Linked DNA regions of Homo sapiens: all the other regions are linked to region 3. A link is a loop called in an ENCODE intact Hi-C map of the cell type or tissue named here. Cell type or tissue: HCT116. All regions are shown on one strand.

Evidence for each region. Hi-C counts contacts between places; a loop is a spot of excess contacts. Peaks named below come from ENCODE experiments on the same cell type or tissue, not always from the same donor. Only the 100,000 strongest peaks of a DNase experiment are listed, where the experiment ranks them.
Region 1: a loop joins it to region 3, with 6 times the contacts of the local background. A loop is called at or near these places in 2 of 110 quality-filtered maps.
Region 2: it touches region 3 in a loop (5-fold over the local background); 34 of 110 quality-filtered maps call a loop at or near these places.

Annotation. Positions count from the first base shown.
Region 1 is chr4:2,178,452-2,186,451 of GRCh38, reverse strand. POLN (DNA polymerase nu) reads left to right here. Exons shown (of 26, transcript NM_181808.4): 8 at 6,987-7,144. Among named protein-coding and RNA genes, the nearest start is that of HAUS3, 60 kb to the left of the region's middle. RefSeq lists a silencer at 1-21. In HCT116, no CTCF peak of the experiment used is centred here; no DNase peak of the experiment used is centred here.
Region 2 is chr4:1,896,400-1,904,399 of GRCh38, reverse strand. NSD2 (nuclear receptor binding SET domain protein 2) reads right to left here. Exons shown (of 22, transcript NM_001042424.3): 2 at 3,149-3,774; 3 at 22-184. The coding sequence starts at 3,745. Among named protein-coding and RNA genes, the nearest start is that of NSD2, 29 kb to the right of the region's middle. RefSeq lists an enhancer at 5,151-5,290. In HCT116, a CTCF peak has its summit at 4,981 (motif pointing right); a DNase peak (open chromatin) is centred at 5,019.
Region 3 is chr4:1,806,769-1,814,768 of GRCh38, reverse strand. It overlaps FGFR3 (fibroblast growth factor receptor 3), which reads right to left. Exons shown (of 18, transcript NM_000142.5): 17 at 7,835-7,940; 18 at 5,902-7,653. The coding sequence ends at 7,507. LETM1 (leucine zipper and EF-hand containing transmembrane protein 1) reads left to right here. Exons shown (of 14, transcript NM_012318.3): 14 at 196-3,290. The coding sequence ends at 345. Among named protein-coding and RNA genes, the nearest start is that of FGFR3, 17 kb to the right of the region's middle. In HCT116, CTCF peaks have their summits at 607, 4,434 and 4,642 (motif pointing right); a DNase peak (open chromatin) is centred at 4,668; H3K27ac peaks cover 851 bases.

The DNA.
Region 1 (8,000 bases), 370 kb before region 3:
GGGAAGGCTAGCCGGGAGTTCATGCCCAGGGGACCTGTAGGATGTACCTCCTACAACATGGTCCTACTGACCAGCCTTTCTGATTTGGTGTCTCCTCTGTCTATGGTACAGAGCCGAGTGTCTGCTAGTCTCTACCACTGCCCATTTCTGGCTGTCCTCAGGGATATTTCTCCCTTCAGACACTCATGATGCTTCCTGTGGATTGTGGCAGGGACGGGTCTCCTGCCAGGGGGCCCAAGATGATGGGAAAGTTGATTGTCCACCTCAGTCTCACTTTTTTCAGTTTAGTAACTGAATTGGGAGAAGTTTTTCTACATGTTTGGTGACTGGCAGATTGGGGAAGGGACATAAAGTCTGATTCTCTTACTGTCTGCATGGAGTTTTTTCACTTCTGTGTGGCCTTGGAAACTGTGTCATCCTTATATTTGGGTTCTGGGATATTGCTGGTGATAATCTTGGTGCTGTATATTGGTTTTTGCTTTTTCTGTGAAGGAGAGTGAAGCCGGCTTTCTTGTGTTCTACCATTTTGGTAACATCACTCTATTACCAATAATCTCTTTTTATTATTAGCTGTCTAGTCAGTGTTTGCACTTCCCTAGTTGTTCTATAACTGTTTTTGTTTATTTGTTTTGTTTTTTTACAGTTTGTTTTAACTGGGGCCCAAAGCCCGTAACTTGTATTTCTTTTTGTTTATTTGTTTGTTTTTGAGATGGAGTCTCGCTCTGTCACTCAGGCTAGAGTGCAATGGTGCAATCTTGGCTCACTGCAACCTCTGCCTCCTGGGTTCAAGCAATTCTCCTGACTCAGCCTCTTGAGTAGCTGGGATTACAGGCACGTGCCACCATGCCTGGCTAATTTTTTATATTTTTGGTAGAGAGGGGTTTCACCATGTTGGCCAGGCTGGTCTCGAACTCCTGACCTCAAGTAATCTGCCTGCCTCGGCCTCCCAAAGTGCTGGGATTACAGGCATGGGCCACCGCGCCCAGCCAGGTGTGCTTGTATTTGTTAAGCCTCTTTTCATCTATATGTTCTCCCTTCCTCTGTCTTACACTCTTGCAGTTGTTTTGGTGTTCAAGAAACCAGATTGTTTGTCCTGTAGAATTTCTCACAGTCTGGATTTTACTGAGCACATCTCTTTCTTCTCATTTAATATGTTATCTCTCTTCTATTTCCTGTAAATTGGCAATTAGATCCAGATGCCTGATCAGATTCAGGTTAGATTTGGGAGAGAAAGACTACATAAGTGTTGTATACGTTTGTCAGGAGGTATATAATGTTTGGATGTTTATCTTTTTTTGTGATGTTAGAAGCTACTGCTTGTCATTGTCTAGGTTCCTTAATTGCAACATGGTGATATTTAAGATCTATTATGCTTTCTTCATTTATTAGCTATAACACTTACATAAAGAGAAATCCCCTTTTATCATCTATTTGGTTACCCTAAGTACACTTCATATAGAAAAGCCAAGATAAAATTTGATTATTTTCCTTTATTTACCCGTTTTCAAAATAATGAATTGTTTCATAGAATCACCAAAAGGTGATCAAAAAAAGCCTTTTTCATTTTAGTATCATTATGAGCATATGGATTTAAATATATTTGATATGTTTTGACACATTGCACATGATCTTTGATGAGTTAGGTGAGCCTTTGTCATACAAACCTAGTAATCTGGGCATCTTCTTTGATTTGTGGTATGGTAGGATGTTTCCAGGTCATCTTGTGCATTTCCTGCTCTAGACCTGAAATTAGCCATTTCTTCAAGGAGCCCTGTTACATTAGTGAAAATGGCATTTAGAGACCAGAATCTGGTCACTGGATATGTACCTCACTATTAGGTTGACTTTTGTTACCAGGCTAAGATGTTTGTATTTTTTTTTAAGATAAAATATACTGTGAGTTCATACTGATATTTCTAATTCATGTTCAGGATGACAGGGTTTTTACTTAACCTTATTGATCTCCTTTAAAACATACTGAAGAATCCTTTGTACTTGGAGGTCAGTTTGGCTGTATATAAGATCACTGGTTTACATCTTTCTTTGTATTTCTAAAATATGCTATACTATTGTTTTTTGGCATAAAGTGGTGCTTTCAGAAAGTGTGGTGAAAATCTGATTCTCTTTCCCTAATTAGTGACTTGGTCTTTTTGTCTGAATGTCCAAAGGTTTTTGTTTGTTTTGTTTTCCTTTTTTTTTTTAAAGTCTAGTGTTTTACTAGACTGTGTCTTGGTGTTGGCTGTTTTGGGTCAATTTTGCAAGATATGTATGTACCCTTAAAAAAAAAAAAAAAACTTTGGCTGGGCACGGTGGCTCACGTCTGTAATCCCAGCACTTTGGGAGGCGGAGACGAGTGGATCACCTGAGGTCAGGAGTTCAAGACCAGCCTGGCCAACATGGTGAAACTCCATCTCTACTAAAAATATGAAAATTAGCCGGGCATGATGGCGTGCGCCTGTAGTTCCAGCTACTCAGGAGGCTGAGGCAGAAGAATCACCTGAACCTGGCAGGCAGAGATTGCAGTGAGCAGAGATCTCGCAAGACTCTGTCTCAAAAAAAAAAAGAAAAAAAGAACACCTTGTAAATAGCTTTCTGGTATAGCTTTAAAAAATAGCGGTTTTATTAAGATATAATTTCATACCATAAAATTCACTCTTTAACTGTACAATTCAGGGGTTTTTCAAGTAATCACAGAATTGTGCATCTATCACCACTACATAATATCAGAACATTTTTGTCACCCCAAAAAAAAACCCTGTACTCCTTAGCAGCCACTCCCCATCCCCCCTTTCTCAGACTCTGGCAAGCACTAATCTGTGGTTTTTTGTCTCTGGAGTTGTGTATTCTGAATATTTAACATGAATAGAATTGCACAATATGCAACCTTTTGTCACTAGCTTATTTCATTTAGCCTGATGTAGCTTTTTGTTGTTGTTGGTTTTTAACCTAGTGTTTTAAAGGTTCATTCAAGTTGTGGCATGTATCAGTACTTTATTCCTTTTTATGGCTGAATAATATTCATATTTTGTTCATTCATCAGTTGATGAACATTTGAGTTGTTTTCACTTTTAGCTGTTATGATTAATGCTTCTATGAACTTTGGTGTAAAGGTCTTTGCGTGGACATATTTTCAACTTGCTTGCGTGTATATCTAGAAGAAGTAGAATTGCTGGGTCATGTGGTACTCTGTATTTAACATTCTGAGGAACTGCCAAACTTGTTTCCAACAAGGCTGCACCATTTTAACCAGCACTGTATATAGCACTGTAACTTCCCCACATCCTTGCCCAATACGTGTTCTTGTGTATCTTTATTTTAGTCATCCAAGTGGATGTGAAGTGTTACATCCTTATGGTTTTGGTTTGTATTATACTGATGCCTAATGATATTGGACATCTTCTCATGTGCTTATTGGCCACTTTTATATCTTTTTTTGGGGAAATGTCTGTTCAAATATTTTGCCCATTTTAAAATTGCATTGTCTTTTTATTGTTTATTTGTAAGAATTATTTATATATTCTAATATGAGTTTATTGTCAGATATACAATTTGCAAATACTTTCTCCCAATCTGTGACTTGTCTTTTTAGTTTCTTGATGTCCTTTGAAGCACACTTTTTTTTTTTTAAGGAAATCCGATTTATTTGTGTTTTCTTTTGTTATTTGTGTTTTTGGTGTCAAATCTAAGAAACTATTGTTTAATCCAAGGTCAGAAAGATTTACTCATTTTTTTTCATACAAGTTTAATCATATTCTCTCTGAGGTTAGGCTTATGATCCATTTTTGGTTAATTTTTGCATATGGTGTGAGGTAGGGGTCTGTATTAGTTTCCTAGGTCTGCTGTAACATTACCATAAACTAAGTGCTTAAAACAAAAATTTATTTTCTTACAGTTCTGGGGGCTGGAAGTCCAAATTAAGGTGTTGGCAGTTCCTTCTGGAGTCTCTGAGGGAAAATCCATTCTGTGACTCTCCCCCAGCTTCTGGTGGTGGCTGGAAGTCCTTTTCACTCCTTGACTTGTAGACACATCCCTCCAGTCTCTGCTTCCATCCTCATGTGGCCTTTTCCCTCTGCATGTCTCTATATGTCACCTTCTTTTCTGTCTCTCATAAGGACACCCATCATTGGATTTAGGGCTCACCCTAACTTAAGATGATCTCATCTCAAGATTCCTACCATAATTGTATCTGCAAAGGCCCTTATTTCAAATAAGTTCCCATTCTGAGATTCTGGGTGGAGTTATCTTTTGAGGACCACAATTCCACCCATTGTTGGTATCCAACACCATTCTTAGTACCTTTGTTGAAAATCAATCAACCACTGATGTATGGGTTTATTTCTAGACTCTTGATTCTGTTCCACTGATCTGTAGGTCTATTCTGTGTCGATACTACGCTGTATTGATTATGTATATGTCTTTATGTAGTTTAAAGTCATCTTTTTTTTTTTTTTTGAGACGGAGTCTCACTCTGTTGCCCAGGCTGGAGTGCAGTGGCGTGATCTCAGCTCACTGAAAGCTCCGCCTCCTGGGTTCACACCATTCTCCTGCCTCAGCCTCCCCAGTAGCTGGGACTGCAGGTGCCCACCACCACACCCAGCTAATTTTTTGTATTTTTAGTAGAGACAGGGTTTCACCGTGTTAGCCAAGATGGGCTCAATCTCCTGACCTCGTGATCTGCCTCTCCTGACCTCGTGATCTGCCTGCTTCGGCCTCCCAAAGTGCTAGGATTACAGGCATGAGCCACCATGCCCGGCCTAAAGTCATCTTGAATTACAGTGTTTAGTGCTGTGTTCGTTTGTTTTCTTTCCTTTGATTTCCTATTTCATATGTTGAATCTTCTTGTCTGTCTTTCATATTTATCTTTTTGTCATATTTATCATTTTTTATCCAGAATCCATTTTCAGTTTCGTCATTTCTTTTAGATTTTTTAAAATTTTATTTTATTTTATTTTTAAGTTCTGTTGGACTTGATTCTTTTTTATTTAAAAAAATATTCTGTCTTTTTTGGCTGGGCACAGTGGCTTACGCCTGTAATCCCAGCACTTTGGGAGGCTGAGGTGGGCAGATCAACTGAGGTCAGGAGTTTAAGACCAGCCTGGCCAACATGGTGAAACCCCATCTCTACTAAAAAAAACAAAAATTAGCTGGGCATGGTGGTGGGTGCCTATAATCCCAGCTACTCGGGAGGCTGAGGCAGGATAATCACTTGAACCTGAGAGGCAGAGGTTGCAGTGAGCCGAGATCATGCCATTGCTCTCCAGCTTGGGCAACAGAGCAAGACTCCATCTCAAAAAAACAAACAAAACAAACAAACAAAAAATTCCCTTTCCTTAATTCTTTTTTTTTTTACTTTAAGTAGTTAGCTATTATGTTTATTTGCTTTTGTGTCTTGCGCCAGTTTAGTTTTTATTTCTGAAATGTCTTCTTTTTTTAAATTTTCTCTCCTAGATTCTGTCATTTCTTTGTATAATTTTTCTTTTTCTAAGTCACCTAATTTCTAAGTATATTATTCGGATTTACTTACTTTTTTACAGGTTTTACTCTTTCTTAATTTTCTGAGTTTGTTTTAAATCTTATTTTGTTAGCATTTCTTTTTCAGCTACTGGCATTTTCTCCCTAGTGTGGGATTTGTCCTGGCAGGCTTCAGTTTGTCAGTTGCAAGAGATTATAGGGACCATCTCCCAGAGCATTCTTATACTGTCAGAGCTTCCCCAAGGATTTTAAAAAACATATGTTGATAACCATTACTTTTGGAATATTAAAGCATTGAAAAGGGAAGTGGAGTGAAACAGTCCTATTGGGTCAGTCCGCATCACCAGACAGTGTTGTAGAAAATCATGTGCTGCTGACGGAGACATGTGCTCCTCTTATCCAGAGCTCCAAATGTGCTACTGTAAGAGCCTTCCTAGATATCAAATGAGAAAGTCATAATACTGGCTGCTTTGGTAAATATAAATCTCTTAGACTGGTATAATTTAAAGATGCCTGAACATATAATATTTAATGTGATATGATCTAAGACTATAGTTTTATTTAAAGGCAAACTCCTTACTTTTGTATGGCACAATTCAAAATTTTAAAGTAACTTAAAAAGCAGTCACTTTAGGATTTAGTTTGTCTATTGATTTCTAGCCCGCCCCACCTCCCCAGCCTTTTATGACTCTCCCTTCATGTCTAAAGTGTTCTGGTATAAAAACTTGTTTGTTTAGCAAATATTGTATTTACTTTTTAAAAAGCATTTTCTCATGTATATCACACATAATTACAGTAATCTTTCCCCCCAGTTTTTGGATGAAGAAACTAACACTGAAGGGGCGAGGTGGCCTCCCAGGCTCAGAGGGTGATTCAGAATCCAGGCCTGGTGTTCCTTCCACAGTACCAAAGCGCCACACATTAGTTGTCTTGTAGATTTTCCACACTTCAGGGAGAATGCCAAAGTATCTTTGCCTTGCACACACTACCTGTTCAACACTCAGTGACGAGGGTGTCGTGTGTGCTCAGGCAACTCCCGCCCTTCTTCCTTTTGCTCGAGAGGCTTGGATTCCAGACTCCATGGTGCCAGACAGCCCAGTGACAGGCTGGAGGAGGGCAGGACTTGGCAGAGAGGATGCCTGAGGGAAAGAGGAGCAAGGAGGAGGGGAGGCAGGTAGCATGACCCACGACTCTGACTTCGACAGCTTTTAACATGTTTTTGAGAGATCCAAATTGCAAGTGAGCTTGGAGTCCCTCCTTTATGGCTACTTGAAATCTGCCTCTTTAATGTGACACCCACAGAGACGGGCCATGTGGGACTTGGGTTCATCGAGGCTGCCTTATCAAGGGTTCTAAATTCTGGAGAATAATGGAAAGTCACTTTGGTCCTTAGGTCTATAATTTGAGAGGATGACAATACTACTACTATTCGTTTGAACTTAAGAACTTTGTCAAAGCAGGAAAAACAACTATTGGTTTTTCTTGGGATGACTGAATGACCTTTTTCTCTTCAGTTGCTGATTTTATAGGGCTAGATCCCAGAATTGCTGCATGGCTTATAGATCCTAGTGATGCCACACCCTCTTTTGAAGATTTAGTAGAAAAATACTGTGAAAAATCCATTACAGTTAAAGTGAACAGCACATATGGAAATTCCTCAAGAAATATTGTGGTGAGTTGTTTAAGATAAAGTTTTATCAACCTTAATACATCCTATTTTTTCTGGAAGCTTTTTCTATTTTATTGATAGCCTAATAGTAAAAAGAACATTGTCAACATTCATTTTCACTTATTCAGCACAAATAGTTGTGACCTTGGCATTTCTGGTGGAGGATGTTGAATAAGGATAGGTGATGGCTGTTCTTCTATGGCACCTGTTCCTAGGAAATCTGTCCATAGTGTGACTCTTCCAGATGACTCTCTGATGTCAGTGTCACCTGCTCCATGAACAGAATGCCACTCATTGATAAATCCTTAGGGCTGGTGACGTGGCCACAGTGCCAGAGGTCCTGGGATGGCTACTCTTCAGTCTGTGTGGAGAGAATGGTCAGAACTGCCCTGGGTCTCGGGCTGGGTGCAGCAGCTCATGCCTGTAATCACAGCACTTTGGGAGGCTAAGGTGGGCCGATCACTCGAGGCCAGGAGTTCAAGACCAACCTAGCCAACCTGGTGAAACCCTGTCTCTACTAAAAATATAAAAATTAGCCAATCATGGTGGCAGGTGCCTGTAGTTCCAGCTACTCAGGAGGCTGAGGCAGGAGAATTGCTTGAACCTGGGAGGCAGAGGTTGCAGTAAGCCAAGATTGTGCCACTGAACTCCAGCCTGAGTGACAGAGTGAGACTCTGTCTCAAAAAAAAAAAAAAACTGTCTTGGGCCTCTCTCCAGGCCTTCGCCTGCTAGAGATACCCCTAGTTATCAGGAAGCACCATCTGGAAAACAAAGGCACTCACACCTTCTAGAACTGTGCCTAGAACCCAGAGAGAGAGACTTCTCAGCAGGCCCCAGAGGAGAGGTGTCTAGTGGTGGC
Region 2 (8,000 bases), 90 kb before region 3:
ACAACCCAAAGAACACAATACCTTTAAGTTTGGTATAGCTGTGAAGGAGTGGATCTGCAGAAACCATGCAAGGCCACCAAGGGTAACCCGACACTTTGGACCACACCAAATCACCAACGTTGTATTTCAACAGGTGGTCTTTGTCTCTTCCAGTGTTTGGACAAGACTCTTTCTTAGCTGGAATCTGAAAATGAACAACAGAAGACAAACACTAACACATCCAATCACTACCTGTGTATCCAGAAGACCAAGGATTCACCAGGCTACAATGTCCAAATACACACAGACCCCCAAAAATGGAGTGTGCTCCCTTGCTGTGTTTTAGATGATAGCCTCAACATCGTTTCATCAAAATTTTGTCTCTCAGGCCAGGTGCGGTGGCTCACGCCTGTAGTCCCAGCACTTTGGGAGGCCAACGTGGGCGGATCACGAGTTCAGGAGATCAAGACCATCCTGGCTAACACAATGAAACCCTGTCTCTACTAAAAATACAAAAAATTAGCCGGGCGTGGTGGCAGGCGCCTGTAATCCCAGCTACTCAGGAAGCTGAGGCAGGAGAATGGCGTGAACCCGGGAGGCGGAGCTTGCAGTGAGCCGAGATCACGCCACTGCACTCCAGCCTGGGCGACAGGGCGAGACTCCATCTCAAAAAAAAAAAAAAAAAAAATTTCTCTCTCACTCTCAGCTAAAGGATCAGGACAGTGCATAGCACACAGCAGGTGTTCAACATTTTGAAGATCTCTATATAAATCTATTTCCTTGGCCTAGTATTAATAGACGGTCTTTAATGGTACTTTATTCAACTGGTCGAAAAGGAATTCTCACAGAATTCCAAATCCATACTGACTTCTGCCCCTCCAGTCATGTCTGACGATCAGTTCTCAGCAGCCCATGTGTCACCAACATGAACCATCCCAGTGTGGTGAGGGCAAGGGCACCAGGAGGACTAGGAGCAAGTCTCGGCTCCATCACATGTAATTTGAGTCCTTGGGGCTCTCTGAGCCTCAATTTCTCCATCTCTAGAACATAATGGGTAGGTTAAGGCTGAACATTCCACCAAAGAAAAACTCCTCCCCACAAGCCACTCACAGTTCTGCTCTCCAGTGGAAATAAGCACAGCCAGCATGGCCCCAACCCTCCAAGGGTGAATCTCTAGCCTTGCTCAAGAGCACTATACACATGAGTAAATTGTTCCACTGCCTCAGGCCTCAGTTTTCTCACCTGTAAGCTGAAGAGGCCGGCCCAAAACCTTGCCATAAGCATGCTGGTGAAGCCTGGCATGAGCTGCCACATGACACATTTTCATGTTTTTTTGATCCTCCCATCTCAGCCTCCCTAGTAGCTGGGACCACAGGCAGTGCCACCACGCCCAGCTAATTTTATTTTTTATAGAGACCGGGTCTCGCTATGTTGCCCAGGCTAGTCTTGAACTCCTGGGCTCAAGCAATCTTCCTGCCTCAGCCTCCCAAAGTGCTGGGATTACAGATGTGAGCCACCCCATCAGGCCTGACATACTTTCAGAACAGCTACCAGATTACTGCACAGCAACCCAGGTTTACATTTATTGACCCCACTCTCCAGAGGAAGAGTCAAAATTCAGGTTGAGTTACTCAAGTTTTAACAAAACCAAGGGACATGGCTAGGAATAAAAGCCAGATTTTTTTGTTTGGTTTGTTTTTCAGTTGGAGGAGAAAGAAAAAGCCAGCTCTGATGCAGGAACATCGTTTGAGGTCAGGAGTTCGTGAACAGCCTGTGCAACATACCAAGACCCTGTCTCAAAACAAAACAGCTAGGACTCTGACAACTTGCACAGGCCTCTTCCCAAGCAAAAGCATGAGGTTCAATACTGCTGTGGGCACTTCAAAAAATCTTTGTAGGCTGGGCATGGTAGCTCATACCTGTAACTCGAGCACTTCAGGAGGCAGAGGTGGGAGGATCGTTTGAGCCCAGGGGTTTGAGACCAGCCTGGGCAACACAGCAAGACCCTGTCCTACAAAAAATAAAAAATTAACTGGGCATATAGTGGTGCACACCTGTGGTCCAACTACTCAGGAGGGTGAGGTAGGAGGATCACCTAAGCCTGGGAGGTCAAGGCTGTTGTGAGCCATGATCACACCACTGCCCTCTAGCCTGGACAACAGAGACCATCTCAAAATAAATAAATAAATAAATAAAATTTAAAAACTTCACCACTGCCATTACATGAGCGAGAACTAAACAGCTCCTGAGTAATCAAAAAACGTTTTTTTAACCCTCAAAGCTCTTCATTATTTTAACAATTTCAAGGAGTTACAACTAAAAAGCAACACCCTATAGACCACCAGATGAACAGAGACTGCTGCCCCATCAAGAGTTCCTTCCTTCTGCCAAAGCCATGGCCCCTTGGTTGTTTCCTATGGCTTATACTCATCCGAGTGTCAGGGCCATCCCGAGTGCCACGTGAAGGCGTGGAGACACCATCACCAGGCAGAATGGAGCAGCACCACCACACCTTTCCATCGCAAGTTAGGATAAGGAAACACTCATTCGCTTGTGTTCAGTGTGCTGGGCTCTGCACTGGGAACCAAGAACAGGAGGCAAAAGACACATCCCTAGGCCTCAGGGAGGCAGGCCATCTGCTGGACCACCTGGCTGAGGAGACAGTAAGTGGACACTGGACCACAGGGTAAGGACAGCGGGAGCACCTCTGCACAGCTCTGCTTCCCACTCATCAGATGGTGCAGACTTAAGAAGTCACACTCTAGAGCCCAGCCTGTCTCCACTGACCACATCAGGCTAAAGAACACCTTGGAGATGAGATCCATGAAAAGAGTGTAGCCTGACGTTGTCAAGCAAGGGCTCTGAAACTGGCAGAACCACGTTAAGAAACAAGCTTTGCCTCTTTTTAGCCATTTGAATCTTGAACACTTAGCTCACCTCTCTAGACCTCTCAACTGGCTCAGCAGCCAGCTGAGAACTGAGGAGGCAGTGCCAGGGCATCCTGGAGCCCACCCTCCAACCCAAAGCCAGGGCTCAGGCAAGTGGCTGGAAGTACCAGGCCTGTCCTCACCTTCTCCGCCCGCCCCAGTACTCGTGCAGGTGCCCTCATAGGGTGGCCATGCTCACTGCTCAAGGTCACATGACCCCTTACACAACGTCTCCTAAATACCTTTTTATCTGAAGGACTTGAGATCTTAGACACAAGAGCTGCTTCGACAAGGCCCTGCTCCAGCAAGGAGTCATATTTTATGCTCCTCTTCCTGTTCCTTCTCGCCTTGTTTTCTGGTTTTTGTCCATTTTCTTCTGACTGAGACACATCAGCAGCACTGTCACCACAAATGGAAGATTCAAAGAGAGGCTTCCCATTCATGTATGTTTTGGTGATTTTCAGCTTAATTTCTGGAGAGCCATTTTTGATAGGGGTAGTGTTAGGGGGTGTCCCAATCCCTTTCATTTCCTGGGACTCAAAACGCAGTTTGGCATCGTGTGCGCCGGGTTCTCCATTAAACACCCGGGAAGTAAGATCTTTCAGCTTGTCGGCTGGAATAAAGGGCAGGGCGTCGTGGCCGTTAAACTTCTGCATGACCCCCTCCTGCAGGCTACTGGAGAGCTGGGCTTTGCTGAGGAACACAGAACACTCGCGGTTCACCTCGCAGCTCGGAGTCTTCCCGTTGGCACTGCCGAGGATTTCTGGTGCCTGCTTCATCTTTATGCACTTTACAACACTCTGAACAGAAAGGGGACTCTGCTTGATGCTAAATTCCATCCAGCCCAGATGCTTCCGTTCTTAGAACACTATGGTATTAAAAAAAAGAAAAAAGAAAGAAAAAGCAATTACATTTAAAACCTAGGATAGGTATGCCAGGACCTCTACAGCTTTGTGGGGTCTGATTTTCTTTGTAAGCAATTTATGATGTTTTTATAATAATTCAGGTCACAGAAGGCAGTTTTAGTATCACAAAAATTACACGGAATCACAAAATGATAAAGCTGAAAGAAAAAGGAATCATTTTTTAAAGGAAGAACATGAAAGTCAGTCAAGACAGCACACTCCAGTCATACCACTAATAATCTACAGTGTGGCCATGGACACATAACTTAACTTGCCAATCATCCCTGAAACACAGATTTCCACCTGTCCACCAACATATACTTAAAAGAGCTAATATGTGTGAGGCAGCTGGCATAATGCCAGGCCTATGCAAAAGGACAACAGGGAATAGCATAAAAGCAAAATCAACACTAACAGGAAAAGAGCTCATCCCAATCCCTCCTGTTACAGCTGAGGTATCAGGCAGAGGCTCAGAATGTGCCCAAGATGACCTGGTCAGCAAAGTCTAAAACCAGATATTCCAACTCCAAGCACAGGATTAGCTCCAGGTTGATGAAAATAAGAAGCAAAAAGCCAAGAGTCTCCAAGGGTGAAAGCAATCCCAGTCAGGTCTGGCTATGCTCAACCCAGTATTCTTATCTCAGTCCACTAATCCCCTCCGTGTTCAGGCCTAAATTAAACAAGAAAGAACACAGCAGTAAGGTCACATTTTTTAGCTACTACCTGAAGATTAACTACTTGAGAACAACACTGCTGAGCCACAACACAGGTTACTTTGCCAGTGCACCACACTGGCCAGTGAGGCCCACGTGCAGAAGGGGCAGTTTAGGAAGGTAACTCGCTGCAGCATGCTGGTGTGGGGTCTTCCCTGCAAAGCTACAGTCCCTAATCTGAGACATCTAGTGAAGGGGCCAGAGCCCCAAAACACAGCTAGGAATAAGAAACAGGTAGGCACCCGCCCCAGCTGGGAAGGCATCTCTCAGGAGTACACCATCACAAGCTCCAACAACAGCCCTCTGAGAAGCCAGAAATCAATAGCATCAGACACTAGGGAAAATCTGAGTACAGTAAGGACCAGAGATGCCCGTGGACTAGAACAGCGGTTCTCAAATGGGGAGGATTTTGTTCCCCAGGGACACTTAACCTCATCTGGAAGCATTTTTTATTACCACCACTAGGGGGCGGACCCTGACCTCTGATGGGTTGCGGTCATGGATGCTGCTGCATCTCCTGCAACGCACAGGATGCCCGCGCAACAGGGCTATGCGGCCCGAGATGTCCACAGTACTGAGGTGGAGGACACCTGACGTGCAGCAATAGGGGGCTGCTGGTGTCTGCAACCCGCAGTCTCCACAGAAAAGCAGACAGCTGAGGAAGGAGACAGGAAAAAAAGAGCAAATGTAAAACCTTGAAAAAATGTTGAAGTCCCAGTTCAGCTTCATGTGCTCTGGACAACTCTTTAACACCAAAACACATACAAATGTGTTCTGTCTGACCCGCACAATTTCTTAAAAAGGTAGATCAAAGTCAGTTCCTCTTCCAGCTCATATCATACCAACTGTCCCAAGGTAAAAACTATAACCCTGGACAAAACATAAAAAACCACCTCCTGAAGGAACTGAGAGCAACCAAAAGCAGAGAGAAAATGGACGGAACCAACTGTTGAAAGAAAGGGAACAGCACTGGGTGAACTCCATTTTGAAATGTGTGACTGAGGAGAGTTTGAAGCAACTGTAACAACTATAAAATGAGGGGGGAAATCTCAAGGAGAGAGTCTCAGAGGGGAGTCCCAAATTCTGCCTATAAACTCTGCCCAAATTCCAGGCTGATTCCAAGCAGCCTAGTTTATGAAATAACTGAAAAGAGATTCCAGCTGCTGGACAAAAAAAAAAAAAAAAGTGTGTTTTTTGTTTTTTGTTTTTTTTTTTTTAGACGGAGTCTCGCTCTGTCACCCAGGTTGGACTGCAGTGGTGCGATCTCAGCTCACTGCAACCTCCACCTCCCGGGTTCAATTCTCCTGCCTCACCCTCCTGAGTAGCTGGGACTACAGGCGCCCACCACCACGCCCGGCTAATTTTTTGTATTTTTAGTAGAGACGGGGTTTCACCGTGTTACCCAGGATGGTCTCGATCTCCTGACTTCGTGATCCGCCCGCCTTGGCCTCCCAAAGTGCTGGGATTACAGGCGTGAGCCACCGCACCTGGCCACGAAACCATTTTTAAGGGGAATGTGGTCAGGCTTTGGGAGGCCGAGGCAGGAGGATCACTCAAGTCCAGGAATTCAAGACCAGCTTGGGCAAGACAGTGAGAGCCCATCTCAACAAAAAATACAAAAATTAGCCAGTCGTGGTGATGTGCACCTGTAGTCCCTGCTACTCAGGAGGCTGAGGCAGGAGGATCGCTTGAGTCCAAGAGGTCAAGGCTGCAGTGAGCTATGATTGCACTACTGCACTCCAACCTGGATTACAGAGCAAGACTGTAAAAAGAAGGGGGAAAAAAAGGAAGCAGAGCCTCACAGATCTGTGGAACAATATTAAAGGGTCTGGAGTTCCACCCAGAAGGAGGAGGGAAAAAAAAAGGCAAAAATATTTGGAGAAAACAGTGGTCCTCCAAAAGTTCCCCAATTTAATAAGACACAAATGTACAGATTCAAGAAGTTCAGCAGCTGGGTGAGGTGGCTCATGCCTGCAATCCCAGCACTTTAGGAGGCTGAGTCAGGTGGATCACTTGTGGTCTGGAGTTCGAGGCCAGCCTGGCCAACATGGTGAAACCACAACTCTACTAAAAATACAAAAATTAGCCAGGCTTGGTGGCACACACCTGTAATCCCAGCTACTTGGGAGGCTGAGGCAGGAGAATCGCTTGAACCCAGGAGGTGGAGGCTGCAATAAGCAAAGACCACGCCACTGCACTCCAGCCTGAGTGAGACTCTGTCTCAAAAATATATCAATAAAAATAAAAATAAAATTTTTTGTAGAGACGGGATCTTGTCTTGTTGACCAGGCTAGTCTCTAAGTCCTGGCTTCAAGGAATCCTTCCCAAAGTGCTGGCATTACAAGCAGGAGCCCCTGTACCCTGCCAAACAATTTTTTTTTTCCCTTGAGACAGGGTCTCACTACCACCGAAGCTGGAGTGCAGGGCAATGGCACAATTTCAGCTCACTGCAACCTCTATCCTTCAGGGCTCAAGCAATCCTCCCATCTCAGCCTCCCGAGTAGCTGGGACTATAGGTGCACCCCACCATGCTCAGCTAACTTTTTAACCCTTTTTTTGTAGAGATGGATCTCACTATATTGTCCAGGCTGATCTCAAACTCCTGGGCTCAAGGGATCTTCCCATCTCAACATCCCAAAGTACTGGGATTACAGGCATGAGACACTGCACCCAGCCCAAACCACTTTCCTTTTTTTTTTTTCCTTTGAGACAGAGTCTCACTCTGTCACCCAGGCTGGAGTGCAGTGGTATGATCATGGCTCACTGCAACCTCTGCCTCCCAGGCTCAAGTGATCTTCCTGCCTCAGCCTCCTGAGCAGCTGTGAGGACTACAAGGCACTTGCCACCATGCCCAGCTAATTTTTGTGTTTTTGTACAAAGTCTCACCATGTTGCCGAGGCTGGTCTCCAACTCCTGGGCTCAAGCGATCCACCCGCCTTGGCCTTTCAAAGTGCTGGGATTACAGATGTGAGCCACCATACCCGGGTTTAACTATCTTTCTTATGTTGGGGAAGGCAAGGAGAAAGAAAAGAAAAGAGAAGAGAAGAAAGGAAAAGAAAGAAAGAAAGAATGAGAGAGAAAGAAAGAAAAGAAAAGAAAAAAAAGAGAAGAAAGAAGGAAAGAAAGAAAGAGAAAGAGAGAAGGGAAGGAAGGAAAGGAAGGAAGGAGAGGAATGGAAGAGTTCGGGAAGGAAGGGAGGGAGGGAGGGAGGCCGGGCACAGTGGTTCACTACTTGTAATCCTAGCACTTTGGGAGGCCAAAGAGGGAGGATTGCTTGAACCCAGCAGTTTGAGATGAGCCTGGGCAGCATAGTGAGACCCTGTCTCTACAAAAAATAAAATTAGCCAGGCACACTGGCGCACATCTACAGTCCCAGCTACCCGGGAGGCTGAGGTGTGAGGATGGCTTGGGCTCAGGAGGTTGACACTGCAGTGAGCTGTGACCACACTATTGCACGCCAGACTCAGCAAGACCTT
Region 3 (8,000 bases):
CTCTGAGCCCCTTCCCCAGGGTCTGTGGCACCCCTTGGGGGAATTGGTGCTCTGAGGACCCTGGGGCCCGCAGGCAGTGATTGCGTGCATGCTGCTGCCACCCCAGCTGGGGCGACTGACGGCGCTGGCCCCGCCTCTGCCTCACTGTGCTGTAGGGCGCAGCCACCTGAGCCTCTCCCTTTCCCACGTGTGTAGGTGATTGAGCTGGTGGACAAAGAAGATGTTCACATCTCCACCAGCCAGGTGGCTGAGATTGTAGCAACACTGGAAAAAGAGGAGAAGGTGGAGGAGAAGGAGAAGGCCAAAGAGAAGGCAGAGAAGGAGGTCGCAGAGGTGAAGAGCTAGAACCACTGGCCTGGGCACCTGTCCTCCTGCTGTGCCGTCACCCTGGCAAGGGCCGTGAGGGCGATTGCTTTGTGGTGATTCTCAGTGGCTCATCTAATATTTTGGCTGGAATAAATCAGAGACTTCCATAATCAAGTAAATTTTAATTTTCATCATTCCACGGAGATTCAGTCTGTCTGGAATCCCGGAACCCCTCCACAGAATCGTGTCTGGATCCACACTGTGGTGTGGCTGCCACGGCCTCCTGGCTCCAGAGGCAGCTGGGCTGGGCCAAGGCAGGAAGGCGCCCCCATGTGTGTGGCCTCAGTCTCAGCATCTGACTGTGCTGCCCTGTCCCCAGGGAAGAGAATGAGGACCACGTGGACTCCGCCCACACAGAGCTGGCTGCTGTGCCCACCCTCAGGGGCGTCAGGAGACACAGCCTGGCCTCCTCAGGGCTGAAGATGCCTCCATTCGCCTGTGGACCTTGATTTCTAGATTTCAGTGTCAATAGACCTGTCTTCCTGCACACTTTCAGTTGGATGTGGGTCATTGTGGAGACAGAGGTGTCTGCCATCTCTGTGGCCTCTGGAGAGTGACGTCTCCCTGCTGGGAGTGCTGGTTCTCACGTGCGGTTTCCCTTGTGTATCGGAGCTCTTTCTCGGCTTTCTATTTCCCCCAGTTCTTTAAGCAGTCAATTGGCACAGAGTTTCCCACGGGGGCTGCAGTGGATTCACTGTGTCAGGGATGAGCCTGGCTTGGGGGTTGGTGGGGCTCTGAAGCGCATTTGGGGTTCTTTGTAGCTTCTAATGTGAGGTTTGAGTCCAGTGCGCCCACAGCAGCATGCCCTTCTCACCCCTTGCAGTGTTGCAGGCTCAGGCCCCTGGGCTCCTTCAGCAAGCAGGCTAGTCAATGAGGCATGAGGATCCGGCACAGGGCATCCCCTGGGGCTTCAAGGGCAATACCCCCGTGCTTAGGGTTTGCCCTGTGCCCTCTGGGTGGGGTGGCCTCCCCGCACTCGGCAGCATGGCCAGGCTGGCCAGGGCGTGGGCAGGTGGTGTCCTGTGGCACCTCCATCCTCCTGCCCAGCCGGCTGTGTCACACTCATCTTTTTAAGGTCAGGTTGGTTCCTGGCAAAAATGTACCTCCAGGGGCCTCCAAGCATAGGATTTGGAAGACAGGAACGGCACAGGCGTCCAGGAAAGCAGCTGCACTCAGACAATGCCTTCTCCATTACTTGAAGCTTCTTTCTGTTCAGCCATTAAAGAAACTTGACAAAATAGGAACAGGAGATATTTCTCAATTGTAAACCTTTGTGCAGGGACAGTTGGCTTCCAGAGGCTTTCAGCTTTCAGTTATTTGAGAAGTTTGTTTTAGATCCTTAACTAATATTTATGAATTCTCTCACCCTGTGTAAGTAGCCTGGTGTTCGTTTGTCCAAGTGTACTTACCCTTGAGAACAAGTCTTGCAGTTGCCAGGTGTGTGCAGACGCCTCTCCTGTGAGCGGCATCGCGGGCCCAGTCAGCTGCCCCGGCTCTCATCCTCGTCCTCACTGCCTTGGCTGAGCACTGTTGACGTGAACAGCCACTGCAACAGGCAGCCCATCCCACTGTCCCCTCTGCCCTGGACTCCGCATGGCCTCCAAAAGCCAGCTTGCCCTCCGGGTGCTGCAGGGGCTTTGCAGGTGGGGAAGGCTCTGGTGGGTGCCTTTGGTGGCTTCCGTGACATCAGCCGTGCTCTGATGCAGGCTTGCTCCCTCGTCATTCTCCCTCGTCATTCTCCCTCATCGTTCTGTGTGCATTTTTCTCTATGTCCTGACCTTTCTTCTTGCACCTAAAAGTGGTGTCTGGGTGCAAATGTAAGCAGTGGTGGATCCAGAAATATGAGCTTTGTGTAATAAGCTTCTTAAAACAGTCCTTTCTTACACCTGCCCAGGGCCAGACCCTCGGTCTTGGCCTTTTTCAGGAGCTAGGATATCTGCGCCTGGTGAAAATGAAACGAATTCCTGATTTAGGAATTCAGTGTTTCCTCCTCACTCCAGCTAAGCACTCACTTTTTTTTTTTTTTTTTTTTTTTTTTGATACAGAGTCTCGCTCTGTCACCCAGGCTGGAGTGCAGTGGTGCGATCTCGGCTCACTGCAAGCTCCACCTCCCGGGTTCAAGCGATTCTTCTGCCTCAGCCTCCTGAGTAATTGGGATTACAGGCATGCGCCACCATGCCCAGCTAATTTTTTTTTTTTTTTTTGAGACAGAGTCTTGCTCTGTCTCCCAGGCTGGAGTGCAATGGCGTGATCTCGGCTCACTGCCAGCTCCGCTTCCTGGGTTCACGCCATTCTCCTGCCTCAGCCTCCCGAGTAGCCAGGACTACAAGCACCCGCCACCACACCTGGCTAATTTTTTTGTATTTTTATTAGAGACAGTGTTTTACCGTGTTAGCCAGGATGGTCTCGATCTCCTGACTTCGTGATCTACTCACCTCGGCCTCCCAAAGTGCTGGGATTACGGGCAAGTTTTTATTAGAGATGGGGTTTCATCATGTTGGTCAGGCTGGTCTTCAACTCCTGACCTCAGGTGATCCACCCGCCTCAGCCTCCCAAAGTGCTGGGATTACAGGCATGAGCCACCGCGCCCGGCCTGAACTCTCAGTTCTAACGCAGGGATTCAGGAATTGGGCTTTCAGACTCCTTCTGCAGTGTCACAGTCCAGACTTTTTTTAAATGAAGGACACCCCGCAGTGGCTCACAGTGGGTCCCAGGGCTAGCAGGAGCGTGCTGGGGAGCCGGCTCTGTCTTTGTTCGCAGTGGGTCCCGGTGCTGGCAGGAGTGTGCTGGTGAGCCGGCTCTGTCTTTGTAAATCCTTCAGGGGTCCTACGGCTGACTCCACCGGACAGCCCGTCCTGGGCCGTGTTAAGCACCTTTTGTAGAAATCGTATTTTTATTAAAACATCAAATCTGTGTTCCTGTAACAGTGCAGAGTAATAATATTTCTGAACCGTTGGGCACACAGGAGCGAGTGGAAGCCGGCAGAGCTGTCCACGTGGCTGCAGGGGCTGGGCCTTGGGGCGCGTGTGGCTGTGAGGCCAGTTCCAGAAGGAGCCTCACCATCCCTGGGGGTTTGAGTGCTGGGCCGCCCTCCATGGGTTCAGCCCTTGGCTTCACGCTTCCTGCTCTGCAGGATGGGCCTGCAGGGTCAGGAGACCCACGTCCCCAGGTCCTGTGACAGCGTGAGCTGCTCATGGAACAGTGTGGGACGTTCTCCAGGCCAGTGGCCCTGCCACCTGGTCATGCTCTCCCTGCTCTGGGGACCTCAGTGACTTCTTGGGAGTCCTGGGGTTAGGGGCTGGGACCCTCGCCGAGGTGTCACCCAGGAGGGCCAGCTCTTCTGAAAGACTCCTCAGGCCGCTGAGGGGAAAGAGCACCGAGTACTGCCCTAGGGAGTCCTGGATGAGGCAGGGCCTTCAGCCTGCAGTCCAGCCCACAGGCAGGGCCCAGACGCCCTGAGGGATGTGTGATGGCCTGGGGCCATGGAGAGCAGCCCCCAGCCCGGACCTCTGGGTGCCTACCTGCCTCAGCGTGGCCTGGCTGCAGGAGTGCGTGGATGGTTCCAGCGCCAGGATAGCAGTGTGGTGTCTTGGCTCCCGACCCTTCTCAGTGGACAGAAGCCATCCCTTAGGTGCTCTGCCCACACTGGGACCAGGCCCTGTGGGCACCTCACAGGCTTCTCTGCGGCCCTGGCTGCTGGTTTGTTCACACTGAGAGTCCTCCCTCGGGGCCTCCCTTGACCCCTAGGCCCTAATTAATCAGAGGAAATGATGGACCCACAGCTGGGGTGGGAGGTGCTCCCTCATGGGGACAGCAGCCCAAAGAGCTGTGAACAAACCAGGTGCCCTTGGTGACCCCAGGAGCCACCAGTTGTGTCCTGGAAGCTGGGCCTCCCATGAGACATGTCCCCCTCAGCCATCAGCAGACAGCAAGGGCGGGGACCCTGCCAGCCTAGAGCACACCCAACCACTAGAGGGCACCCTGATGGCGGAGGTTCAGTTGTGCTGACAGCTGGGGTCTCTCATGGGCTCACCTTATGGGACAGGGGGAGGCAGCCAGGGAGCCCCTGGTGGGGCAGCTTCAGGGACTGTGCCCTGCCATCTGGGGTCGCTAAGGAAGCACGCTGAGGAGGAGGGGGCTGGCCCACCAGCACCTTCATGGGCCACTGTTCTCCCGGTGGCCCAGCCCTTTGGTCCCCAGCACCCATTCAGGATCCCACTGTGCCCACCAGAGGTCCACCAGAGCCCTGACAGGAGAGGGGCCTTGGGTTTGTAGCAGGGACACTGCCCAGCCAGCGCTAGGGGGCGCTCCCGGCCCGCGCTTCGAGCCCCATGCTCTGCCTGCCTTGGTGTGGATGCTGGCACTGCCTGCCTGTTGGCCTGGTCCCCCCACTGCCCTGCAGGCCTCAGCCTTCAGGCCCATGTGGGCCTCCCCATCCTGCCACTGTCACCAGGCGTCCCATGGCCAGGCCTGCCTCTGGGGCCCAGCATAGGGTTTCTGGGCAAGTGGGGGCATTAGGGATGCAGAGTCCCTTGTAAGGCCACTTCCACCAGGCCTGCGCCCACACGTGCTTCCCTGAATGGGGTTGAGTTAAACCCTTGCCTGCCCAGGAAACGGGCCAGCAGTACCCCCTGACCTGAAAGGTGAGTTTGTAGCCAGAGCATTTTAGAAGCTAGAGTTCATGCAGCTCATGGTTGGGAAACCCTGCTCTTGAGCCAGCAGAGGGGAGGAGAGCAGAGGGAGGACGGCAGAGGGGACAGCAGAGGTAGGGAGAGCAGAGGGGATGGGGGGAGGAGAGCAGGAGGAGGACGACAGAGGTGGGGACAGCAGAGATGGGAAAAACGGGAGGACAAGAGAGGGAGGATAGCAGAAGGGAGGACAGCAAAGAGGGTGGTGGGGAGTCAGGAGAGACGGCACACCTCCTCCAGGAAGCCTTCCCAGACTTGCTCTCACCATGTTGTCCTCCCACCCTGCTAGGGCTATGAACTTGGGCAAGGGCCTGGTTCCATCTCTGGGTTCTCAGCACCTCATCTGCCCAAAGGTGCTTTATCACTGTAGGGGACCCTGATGGAGCCCAAGGCAGTGGGGGCACTGGTTGCCCGGCCTGGGAGGGCAGAGAGCTGATCTGGAGGAGAGTGACCGCCTGTGTAGCCCCCAGGGCCCCATGAGGGCTTTGCTTGCTTTTGGCTCCATAGAGGGATGCCCAGAAAGCTCCCCAGCTGACTGGGAAGGCGGATGCCAGGAGTGGGGTGATGAGAGAAGGTCTGCCTCAGAGCTAGTGAGAAAGGACCCTCCCCACCACCACCACCACCTCAGGAACCCACAAGCTGGGAGCAGCCAGGGCAGTGCACCCCCAGGCACCCTGCTCCCTTCCGCCAGGCCCCTCCCATAAACATTCCTTGCTCTTGGGGCTCCCAGCCCACCAGTGACTTTCGGTGCTGCTGCCAGCATCCATCCCGCGCAACTGGGACCACCTGGCAAAGTGACCCCTCCCTCCCCTATCCCAGAACTGGAGACAGAAAGCACAGGGCCAGGTTAGCAACCAGGTGTCTTTATTTTTCGGAAAGTTCGTCGCTGGGTTAACAAAATCGCACCTGCCGGTTTGGGTGACACCTCTGGCCACCATGCACTGGGCCCCAAGAAGAGACCACCCTGAGCCATGGCCCTGCAGGCAAGCAAGGGACAGCTGCCCAGACTCAGGGCCCAGTAACAGTACAGAACGAACCAACTGAATTCACGGCTTCCCTCCAAGCTTTGAAAGGTAGCAGTCCAGGCTATAAAACTCTAGAAGCATTGCGTAAGAAGTGTTAAGTCTACAACAAATACATCTTGTAAAAACTCAATAAATTATATATATAGATATATATAAACTTGTAACATCTAATAACATCGGAACCTGCACACAGGGCCGGCCCCTCCCTGGAAACCGTCTCCCTGCCTGGGACACACAGCAATTAGAAGAATTTGTATGAAAATACCAGCTTGCTTTGAAGTCCAAAAAATAAATCTCCTAAAGAAAAATCCTATAGAAATCTAATTCTCCTGAAAAAGGACAAAGGAAATAAAATATCTTCACTGGAATCACCTCCAACTATTAACAACCTTTTAGGCTTGGAGGGGATCCTCCAGCTCCGGGGCAGGCTGGACGTACATTCTTGGCCGTCCCTCTATCGGCGGGATAAACCTTCTCGGTTGTCAATAAGTTAAAAATTAAAACTCTCCGCCATGTGGCCAGCTAAATGCTGGAAGTGTTGGGGTGTGGGAACAAGAGTGCCAGGGGCCCATAAATAGCTTTACAAATATACAGGTCCAGTTTTAAAACAAAACTGCGGTGCCAGAAAAGGCCCTGGTCCTCTGCTTGCATGGGTGAGACCCCCTGGGGCCTCCCTCCACGCCCCCCCACGCCCCGCCCAGGGCCATGCCTGCCTCCTGTGCCCCCAGGGTCGCAGGCCTCCGTTGTACCAGCCTTTTCCTCTTCCATATATGTTATATATATATATGTATATATACCATATACACAGCATCTATTTATAGAAATGTACACTAGTTTCCGGAATAAACCTTTTGCATAAAAGGTAAAGGCTCCCATCTTCAGGTACCCGTAATTTCAGTCTCTGAGGGGCAGGGTGGGAAGTGGGAAAGCCTGGAGGTGGGGAGGCGGTGCCACTAACACCCCAGGCACAAGGTGCTGGACATGTGGGGCTTCCCTGCAGGCTCAGCTTTGGGTGTGGGAGGGGCCGAGGCCCACCCTGTGATGTCCCGTGGTGCAAAGGCAGAGGCCGGAGCCATGTCGGGCCCAGCTCCCTGCCCCACGGGGGTCCCACCGGGTGGGCCCACTTACATTCTGCACTGGGTCCCCCCAGAACAAAGGCCCCTCGGTGCTGCAGCACCAGTCAGGAGACCGTTGCACAGCAGCGGGGACACCCAGGGTACCTCTGCACCTGGAGGCAAGATGCGCACGCACACAGGCACACGCGGATGTGCACACACACACACACACACGCACACACACACACACAGACCAAAGCTCTGTGTAGCTGTCTCTCCATCTGCACTGAGTCTCATGCCGGGGAGTGGCTGTGCACCAGCAGCAGGGTGGGCTGCTAGGGACCCCTCACATTGTTGGGGACCAGTGGCCCTTCACGTCCGCGAGCCCCCACTGCTGGGTGGGGCCGGGGGCAGCAGGTCGTGGGCAAACACGGAGTCGTCCCCTGAGGAGCTGGAGCTGGGGGTGTCCTGGCCACCCGGGGAGTACTGCTCGAAAGGCGCCGACAGGTCCAGGTACTCCTGCTGGCGGGAGGCGGGGTGAGCGCTGTGCCACCGAGCCCCTCTTCGCACAGCCACCTCTGTGCCCAGGCTGTGCCCCAGAAGGCCCGCCCCACACCTCAGCACTCTGGGGGGCAGGATGGCCGGGGACGGCAGGGGGAGGGGCATAGGCGGGTGGCACCAGGCCAGAGCCAGCACTCACGTCGGTGGACGTCACGGTAAGGACACGGTCCAGGTCCTCCACCAGCTGCTTGAAGGTGGGCCTCTGGGAGGGCGCGGCATGCCAGCACTCCCGCATGATCATGTACCTGCGGGCAGGGCGCTCAGGAGTGAGCCCCGCCGCTTCCCGCCTTATTCGGGAACAGCCT